2 separate regions of the Homo sapiens genome follow, and region 1 is linked to region 2. A link is a loop called in an ENCODE intact Hi-C map of the cell type or tissue named here. Cell type or tissue: endothelial cell of umbilical vein. All regions are shown on one strand.

Region 1 (5,000 bases), 53 kb before region 2:
TTTCCAGCTGTATGCCCCAGAAAACAGAATCAGACACATTTTTGAGGAAAGTACCATTCCAGGAAGCTGGACCATACCCCAGGAAGTTCTTCACAGAGGCCATTTACACAGTGTGATGAACATCCTGGCTCCCTCTCAGCTCCGATGCTAAGGATCAATGAGATTGATAATGAGCAAACTCATCTCTTCATGAGTACTGGAGGTTTTAGAGTCTTCTTGGATTCTACTGAAAACAGAAAAAAGGGAGAGAAGGATAGAATGACTGGCTTAGCTATCAATTTTCTACTCCTCATTGCTATCACATCTACTTTTCTTGTCTGGGTTCTATTTTAGTCAGCCAGCGTTATCAGGCTTTTGAAAGCCCATGATATCAGTCAAAAAAAATTAAAACATCAAGTATAAGATGTAAGCCATTAAGTGGCTAACATCAATTGGATCTAAAAATGTTAGATATTCTGTGCTTTGAGTGCATCATTTCATTTAATCTGCATAACTCCATGATAAAGATCTTTTTTTTTATTTTACAGATGAAGACTCTGGAGCTTAAAGAAATAATTTACAATTCCAGTTATATATTGCTGTGTAACAAACCACCCTGAACTTAGTGTAAAAAAGAACAATTAGTTTGCTCAAAAATGTACCATTTGGGCAGTGTTTGGTAGGGACAGCCCACATATGCTCCAAGCAGTGTCAACTAGGATGGATGACTCAAAGATCGGGGGAACGTGATGGCTGGAAGCTAGAATCATCTGAATGCTCACACACTCACATGCCCGATGGCTGATACTGGCATGTGATCCTCAAGTGGGGCTCTTGGATCAAATGACTATATGCAACTTCTCAATGGGTTGCTTGGTTTTCTCAGATCATGGCAGCTGGATACCAAGAGTGAGCATTCGAAGAGACAAGAAGTGAGTGATACCAGTTTTTTAAAGCCTGGGTCTTGTAACCGGCATAGTGTCATTTGCATAGCATTCTATTAGTCACAGAGCCCAGATTCAATAGGAGACAAAGACCCCACCACATGATGAGAGAAGCGTAAAAACACTTAGAGGCCATGATTTAGAATTGGCCACACTTTGTAGCATCATGCATCTTGAAGTAAAGAATCTTGGACTCAAGACTTGGACTTTATAACTTCAAAGTTCTGGTTTTTAATCACTTTTCTAAATTACCTTAAAAGTGAATTTTGTATTAGAAAAGGCAACATTTAAAATAGAGTTCTGTGAATACTCATAAAAACCATACCTCCCAAAATTCAGATTAACAGAGTTCAGGTGATATTGGAGCTAGAGGTGACCTCGATGTATCCCACCTCTTTTCCTTCATTCTATACACCAGGAAGGGCAAGCACCAACTGGTCACATGACGTGGTTGTGTTAGCCAGTTGCAGTGTTGGGACCAAAAGCCAATACATTTTCCACTGTGTCTCTGCTTGGATGCACATATTACTTCCATTTTCTACTTTGTATATAAGTAACTTTTTAATCCAAATAACTAACATTTACCTGGAGATTTACAATATCCAAAGTACTTTTTTTTTTTTTTTTTTAAACGCTAGGATGCCTATCCTGGCCAACTGGGACAATGCACTGTGACAAAGACTCTGATGGCCAATCCAAAAAAAAAAAAATCAAATCACTGATTCTTAAGAATGGAAGCTATAAATGACAAATCAATGAATAACATGGTGATTGGAAGCTGATAGAGAAACATTGGAAGTGAGAGGATATGATGAATAAGGCAGACAGAGGTATATAATATATATGGCTGGTTCACAATGAATGTCCCAGAATCTCAGGATTCTGGAACAATGCACTTCTGCTAATTCCCACCTTACCAGGCCAGGCCTCACTAGACTTGATGTCAAACCACTGTCAGGTAAGTTCTATTGTTAACACCCTATGTTAGTTTCCTGGAGCTGCCATAACATATTGCCAGAAACTGGGTAGCCTCAAACAACAGAAATTTATCTTCCCATTGTTTTAGTGGCTAGAAGTCTAAAATCAAGGTGTAGACTAGCCTTGCTCCATCCAAAGGCTCTAGGGAATAATCCTCCCTTGCTTCTTCTAGCTTGTGGTGGCGGCCAGCAATCCCTGTAGATGCATCACTTCAATCTCTGCCTCCATCTTCAGATAGCATTCTCCTCTGTGTGTCTGTATCCAAATGTAATGACACCAGTTATTAGATGAGGGCATACTCTAAGCCAGTATGATCTCATCTTAATTTGATTACTTCTGAAAAGATCCCATTTCCCAATAAGGTCACACCCACAGATTGTAGACAGATATGAATTTGTACACTATTCAACCCAGCACACCTTCCTTTTAGAGATGTAGAAACTGACATCCAGATAGGCTAAGCAGTAGGATCAGATCATTCTGGGGAACAATTTGGTATTTAAAACCAGGTCTTCTAATTCCAATCCTGTGTTGTTTCCACTGTTGCATAAAGTATGCAAGAAAATTTTGTAATGTAAGATAATCTTATTTGATTTTCCTCATGAGGCCTGTGGAAAAAAAAAAAGGAAGACTGAATATTATCTTTTTTTGCAAAGGGAAAAGAATGACTTCCTTGAACTTCCTGCCCCGTCTATTTGTTTCCATAGCAACCTATTATGCCTTTCATAAGTGTTATCGCTTTATTGTATTTGCCTGATTATCTGTTCTACCAAATGCAAATGCGGAGAAAAGCAGCTTGGTGGAGGCACTGATGAGTGAGACTGAGAGAGATACAGAGTCCTGCCTGGGTCACAGGGGTTAGGTGCAAAGTTTGGACCTGAACTAATTCTGGGAGGCTATGACTTCCTCTTATGGTATCTTCTCCAAGAGTCAAATTTTCACTGTGTGATCAGGCCCCTTCATCTATTGTTTTCATCAGGCACAATGCCCATGATCTATGAACTTTTTAAGAGTCAAAAAAAATTTAAGACCTGAAAATATATTACTAGTTACAAATAGTAAAATGTTGCAAAACTAAAGGTAATAAGTATTTTAATTAAATAATGATAAAATATGGCTGGGAGCGGTGGCTCACACCTATAATCACAGCAGTTTGGGAGGCTGAGGCGGGCAGATCACTTGAAGTCAGGAGTTTCAGACCAGCCTGGCCAACATGATAAAACCCCATTTCTACTAAAAATACAAAAATTAGCTAGGCACAGTGGCATGTGCCTGTTGTCCCAGCTACTCAGGAGGCTGAGGCAGGAGAATCGCTTGAACCTGGGAGGCGGAGGTTGCAGTGAGCCAAGATCTCACCATCCTGGGTGACAGAGCAAGACTCTGTCTCAAGAAAAAAATATATATATAACATATTAAACAACTGCAATAATTATTATATAAATAAATATGCAAATTTGACATAATCTGGGACTTTCATGCATTTTAGTTGATATAATATGAATGGGAGGTTTTCAAAAATAAGAATATTTTGGGCCTATAAAGATCCTAAAAAGTCCCCAAGTACCAGATTAAAAATCAACCCTGTTTATGAGGATCAAAACAACTCTCTGATTAAGTCTGGCATATGAGATGGGAGAGTGTGAACAGTTCCTTTTTTTCCTTTCATCACAAGTAAAGCAGCTTCTCCTTATTATATAACCGTCTTAGTCAGGATCAGTAATGCAGCATTTGGTGAGGTCGTCATGTACTATTTGTGGCTCACTTAATCCCAGTCTTCCTCCTGGGGGTAGGCCTAACAGAGAGATGTTTCATTTTGGTGTTTTTCCTGTGAAATTTTTGATCCAATTACCTTTTAATCTTTTGCTACACAGTGTGTTGGGCAAGCAATTTAGCAGCCAGAGCCCTTGGTCTACAATGAGAATGAGCACAAGAGACAAGAGAACTGGAATACCAGAAATCAAAGAAAATAATATTGAATGGGAGAAAGATTTATCATTTTTGTAGCTCTCTGTTCCTGATAACGCCCAGATAGCTAAAAGAACAACTAGATTTAAAGGATGTTAACAATCTTTTTAGTGAGAACTAATTTTAGTTCCAGCTCCCCCTATACTCCTACCCATGGAATGAAAGTCTTGTTATTCTTCTTTTACATTAAAGATTTCATAATATTCAAAGTAGATCTCTGACATCGATGTGGATGACACAGTTTCCATATTGGGGAAATCTTATGACTTTTCTTGGCAATGAGAGTTTATGTTGTTTAACCACAGTAAAAGCCAAGGATGTAAAGTGACTCCACACTTTTCTCACAATTTATAAGCCTTCTGTTGGCCTCTGATCCTTCCTACTCCAGGCTAAGCTCCCTGTGCTAGGATTTCAACCATTCTCCTACCCATCTCCATAATTCCCTCAGTCCTTTGTGCTCCCACTATACAAACTCCACAAAGCCGTACCCTGCTCCAGTCCCAGATCAGTCAGCTGCTTCTATACAAGTTCAACTAAATATCACAAGAGAAATTTTCTTATCACCTCTGTTGCTTCCCAAAGTTACCATCTGCAATCTACCTTGGAGAATCTTGCTTCTCATAAATGCTTTTATTTATCTTTGATCAGCAACTTATTCCATCCTTATTGCATACTCAAAATGTTATCTTCAAGTCCTTATCCCAATATTCACTCTCAAAAAATAGCCCACTACCTCAGTATCAATACCAGGCATGAGCTACCTCAAATTTCCTTTCCAATTGCCAAACAAATCCATAGCTACACTTCTCCTACAGTCTCTGAGGAAAAGATGGCACACTCCTCTTTCACAGGAAAGCTCCATCTATGCTCCTCATTGCGCCCATTCTTGCATTCCTTCTCTATGCCAGACACCAACATTTTAGACAAAAAAAATATAGAATGCCTGCTCAAAGGGTAGTAAGAGAGACAAGAGAACAGACGCATCTCACACAGCATATGTCATTTTGCTTTTTTTTGCTACACGAATATCTACTCTAGAGTGCTGGGGCTAAAAAATCATTCCAGAGAAGATGATACCTGAGCCAAACCATGTAGGATAAGAAAGGAATAGGCTGGATGAAAAAGGGAGATAAG
Region 2 (5,000 bases):
TTTACCAGTTGAAAGTAATCTTCTAGTTAGGAGTCTCATACTTAATGACCAAATGTGTCTCTTTTTATTATGTGAGAGTTCTCAAACTGAGACTAAGCTTCTCTCTTTGTCAGACAAAAGAAGCACCTGTCTCTTTATCTTGTCCTGAGGTTATATAATAGTACATGTTTACCATCAGCTTTTCTAACTAAACAGACTGCAGAATTATTTATACAATGTTCACACAAAGCAGCAATGGGAAAACATATCAATGTAATAGATTCAATAAAGCTTAATTTTTTAGTTAAATATTTTGGTCACACCATTTTGGCAACTAATAATTTTTTTCTGCAATTCTTCCTTGTCTAATATGTAACACTGAGAAATGAGGCTTCATTAACATCTCCTAGAAACTCTTCTATAATATCATATGTAAAATCTTCTGTAAATATCTGTGCACATCTAGCCCCTCAACACTTAATTTTAAATTGCACACTTTACATCTGAAAAATTGCCTGTCTTGAAATGATTCTCTAGGAATAATTCTCTGCACATATTTCAATGTGATGCCTGTCATCCAGGGATTTCAGAATGTTTCAGTTATGTCAATATACTAAACATATATACATATTTAGTAAACTTTTTTTTACGAAATATGCAAGAATCTTTAGATGATAGTTCACAAGCTTTCTTCCTTAGAACTGTGATGCATGGGAGGATGTGAATTTAGAATTTGCTAGAGATAAGATGAAAAAGTAAAGTGGAAAATAATCTTAACTGCATTATCTTCTTCATAAAGACAGTTTAGATATTTGATTAGTGGAGTTTCCCACATGAATTCAAATAAGTTGATTTGTCTATGGGGGAAAAAAGAAGATTGAAAAATACTGCTCTACACTTGCAATTGGAGGTTCAAACTAAATTTTAAACAATAATAAGAGCTTGTTCACAACATCAGCTTCCATGAGTCAAGATTGAAGCACATCAGTAATTATCTTGAAGGAAGTTTCAACATTTAAAAAATTGTATTTTAAACTCAATACTAAAACAAAAATAATGGAGCATATAAGAAAGAAAAATGCTCTACAAACATTCCACAGCAATAATCTGACAAGCTTAAACCAAAAAGTGAATGTACTGTATTTTTAAAATCTCTAATGGGCGAATAAGGACTGACATTCAAGACAACAAAATTAGATGTATAAATATGAGTAGGTGGTTTAAAAATGAACCAATTCAAAGTTCAATTAAGAATAGTCATAAAAGTATCACTCGACTACATATAGTAGACTAGCTCATAGGAAGAAAAAAATGTACTTGGAATCAAGAACTGAGAAAAATTTTCAAAATGTATCACAGAGAGATTAAGAAATTAGAAAAAATAAATGCAAACTTAAGAGACATTGAAGATAGAGAAACTTTAAATCCTTCTAATAGCAGTCCTAGAAGAAATAAATAGAAAGAATAAGATTGAAGTAAAAGGATAATGCCTATGTATTTTTTGAGTTAAATGAAAGCATGTATCCTTAGATTGAACTTCCTGTCATGTGCCAACCAAGCGTCAACAAGAAAGAAAAGAAGGAAAGAAGGAAAGAAGGTAGGAATGAGAAGGAGCCTAGAAACATTATAGTAAAACAGTAAACTTTATAGTAAAACAGTAGACTGTTTTTTAAAAAACTTAAAACTCATCAAAGAAAACAGATGCATACCCTAGACAGAAATTAAAATCTTACAATGATAGCTATCTGTTCATAGTTGCTCAGCTTCAAATTTACCCTGTATTATCTGCTATGCAAAAACATAGATTGACCCTTTACATTTTTTCCTTTGTCCACTGGAATGATGCTAAAATTTGTCAGTAAGGGATACTGGAGAGACAGCAAAAAGTAGAGGTTTTCATTCTGAGTTCCGTGTACTCTCCCATCAGGCAGTACATGCCCAGCTACTGCTACAAACACAGGTTACTTCACCAGAACATGACTCCTGCAACAACTACAGCTTCACTGCCTGGATCCTAGGTTTTGCAATGCAATGAAGGCAGCTTCTCCACTACTGGGTTTCTGTGTTACAGATGGCTTCACCAGCACCCAGCTCCTGCAGTATCCAGTTGTCAGCAGCACCCAGCAGCCAGCAGCTTCTTTTGGCATCCCTCTTGGGTGGTGCAAAATCAGGGAACAATTTACAAGACCACCTTTATTTTTTACACCAATTGCAAGTTTGGAAGTCTCCAATACTACCATTAGTTTTATAATTCACTACAAGGACTCATAAAACTCACTGAAAGTTGTTACACTAATTATGATTTGCTATCAACTAAATGTTTGTTTGTCCCCCTATAATTCATATGTAGAAATCCTGATCTCTAAATGTGATGGTATTAGGAGGTACAGAATTTGGAATGTGATTAGGTTATGAAGTAGATAGAGCCCTCCTGAGTGGATTAGTGCCATTATAAAAGAGACCCTAGAGAGATCCCTCACCCCTTCCAGCTTGTGAGGACATGGTGAGAAGATAGTCCTCCATCTATGACCCAGTGATTGAGCCCTCACCAGTCACTGAATATGACAGTCCTTTGATCTTGAACTTCCCAGCCACCAAAACTGTGAGAAATAAATTTTTATTGTCTCTAAGCCACACAGTTTATGGCTTTCTCTTACAGAAGCCTGAGTGGACTAATACATGGTGTACAACAGCAAAATAATATAGATTAAAATCAGCCAAGGGAAGCGATACATGAATCAGAGTTTCCAGTTGTCATTTCCCAGTGAAGTTATGTCCATGTTAACTCCTTCCAGCAATGATACGTACAAATATGCTGGGAAAATTGCCAACCAGGAAAGTTCACCCAAGCCTTTGTGTCCACATATTTTATTGGAGCTCAGTAACAGAGACATAGTTAACCACCTTCATTTTTAGCTCCTCCAGAAGTCAAGCTGATACCACATGGCCCAAAGTTTCTACTATAAATCACATTGTAAGACTATCGAATGTGGTAAGATACTTTCTTCAGGCAGGACATTCCAAATTTTAGAGAATGCGTCCCATAAGCCAAGGGCAAAGGCTAGACTTCTCTTTGGTAAAATTAAATCTTTACTATACAGATGGTTCGTAGCAGAGTGTCTCTGATGCTGTAACTCCCCATAGGCAGCTTTCTTCTGCATCTTAGAGGGTGAATTTCTGGCAAGTTCTATCAGCATGGCACCACCAAAACATCTGTCATACAGTGAGTCATTAGTGTGCCCATTTCAACAAAGTCTGGATCTCAACCCTGGGGGTAAAGGGATGTCTCTTTGTTGAGTGCTTATCTCAGCCCCAGCATTCATGAATCTGTCTTATTTTTGTGATTCCCATACTTTTTATATTCTGCTTTCCTTCTCACCATTCAATTATTTGATATTTCCATTTTCTGTGGTAGTTAAGGATTCTATATATTAAATATTTCCTATTCAAATTGCTGTGTGGGTTCTAGACTCTGATGATACAGGATTAAGTAGACTTCCTGCCTGTAACAAACATCTCCAAAAAAAAAGTGAAAAATATCTTCAAAATGCTAATTAAAATTAGCCATCAACATCAAATTCTATGAAAAGCAAATATATATTTTGAGAATGAATAAAAACATATTCTGTTATTTAAGTACTAGGATATTTTATAAAAAATAGACTGTCACAGAAAAACTGCTAAAAGACTTATATCTGTAAAAAGGAAAATAAACCCAGAAAAGAAGAGTCGAATTCAAGTTGCAATAGTAAACAAAGAAACAATTTTAGATTAATGGTAAATATAAACTAAATGTCTCTTTTTTTGTGATTGTATATTTTTTGTATATGCATGTGTGTCTGTTTATGTATATAAACACAAGTGGTAACTAAAATTATAGACAATTTAATTCTAAATTTCATATGAAAATATGAACGACAGAGAATAGTCAAGGCAATTTTGAAAAACAGAACAATGTTGACTGTGTAACAACTGATTTCAAAATTTATTATAAAGTATGGTAATAAAAAATAGTGTAGTATTGGCAACAAGATAGAAAAAGAGATTAATGAAACAGAATTGAGAGTTCAGAAGTAGACTGACATTTCTGGGCAACTGACTTGACAAAATGGAAATAGATATAGTGCTGGACTACTTGGGTATCAATATGAAATAATGAAACTCAACTTGTAACTCACACCATATCAAAAAGTAAACTCAAAATAGATAATAGATCTATGTGCAAAACCTAAAACTATAAAGCTTCTGTGAAAAAGACAAAATTAGCCTGAACTTAAATTAGGCAACGATTTATTTAATACAACACCAAAAGTATGATACATAAAAAACAAATTGAAAATTGAATTTCATCAACACATAAAACTTCTGCTATTCAAAAAGTACTCTTAAGAGAATGAAAAAAGTGAGAGAAAATTTTCTAGCATATATAAGACAAAGAACTTGTATTCAGACTATATAATGAATTCTCAAACAACAAACAATGGAACATTAATAAATTAAAAATTGGACAAAAGATTTGAACATTTCACCAAACATTTGCCATACAAATGGCAAATACACACACATAAATTGGAACTTTCAACTCTGGGAAGATAGAATAGATAGACTTTTCCATTTTTATCCTGCTAAGTACAATTAAGTACCCTGGGTGTTACATATGAAAGAAACTTAAAAGGAATCTGAAAGGTAGAAGGAAGAAGACAGCTTATCTAGGCACCTCAGGACCAGAGGACAGAAATTGCTATGGACTGAATGTTTGTGCCCCTCACGTCCCAATTTCATATATTATTAACTAATCCCCAACTTGATAGTATTTGGAGATGAGAACTTTGAGTGGTTATGAGATCATGAAGGTGGAACTGTCATGATAGGATTAGTGCCCTTCTAAGAAGAGACATAAAAGAGCTTGCTTTTTCTCTCTGCTCTCAGCCATGTGAAGATGCAGGGAGAAAGCAGCCACCTGTCAACCAGGAAGCAGGCATTCAGCAAGAACCCAACTGTGCTGACATCTTGATCTCAGG

The links. Hi-C counts contacts between places; a loop is a spot of excess contacts. Peaks named below come from ENCODE experiments on the same cell type or tissue, not always from the same donor. Only the 100,000 strongest peaks of a DNase experiment are listed, where the experiment ranks them.
Region 1: it touches region 2 in a loop (2.6-fold over the local background); 1 of 110 quality-filtered maps calls a loop at or near these places.

Annotation. Positions count from the first base shown.
Region 1 is chr3:178,199,736-178,204,735 of GRCh38, forward strand. It overlaps LOC105374235 (a long non-coding RNA gene), which reads right to left. Exons shown (of 11, transcript NR_188692.1): 7 at 2,321-2,509; 8 at 2,024-2,156; 9 at 78-223. Among named protein-coding and RNA genes, the nearest start is that of LINC01014, 220 kb to the right of the region's middle. RefSeq lists a silencer at 2,486-2,780. In endothelial cell of umbilical vein, no CTCF peak of the experiment used is centred here; a DNase peak (open chromatin) is centred at 2,606; H3K27ac peaks cover 370 bases.
Region 2 is chr3:178,252,761-178,257,760 of GRCh38, forward strand. The region is part of intron 2 of LOC105374235 (a long non-coding RNA gene); the gene reads right to left. Among named protein-coding and RNA genes, the nearest start is that of LINC01014, 160 kb to the right of the region's middle. In endothelial cell of umbilical vein, no CTCF peak of the experiment used is centred here; a DNase peak (open chromatin) is centred at 2,741; H3K27ac peaks cover 921 bases.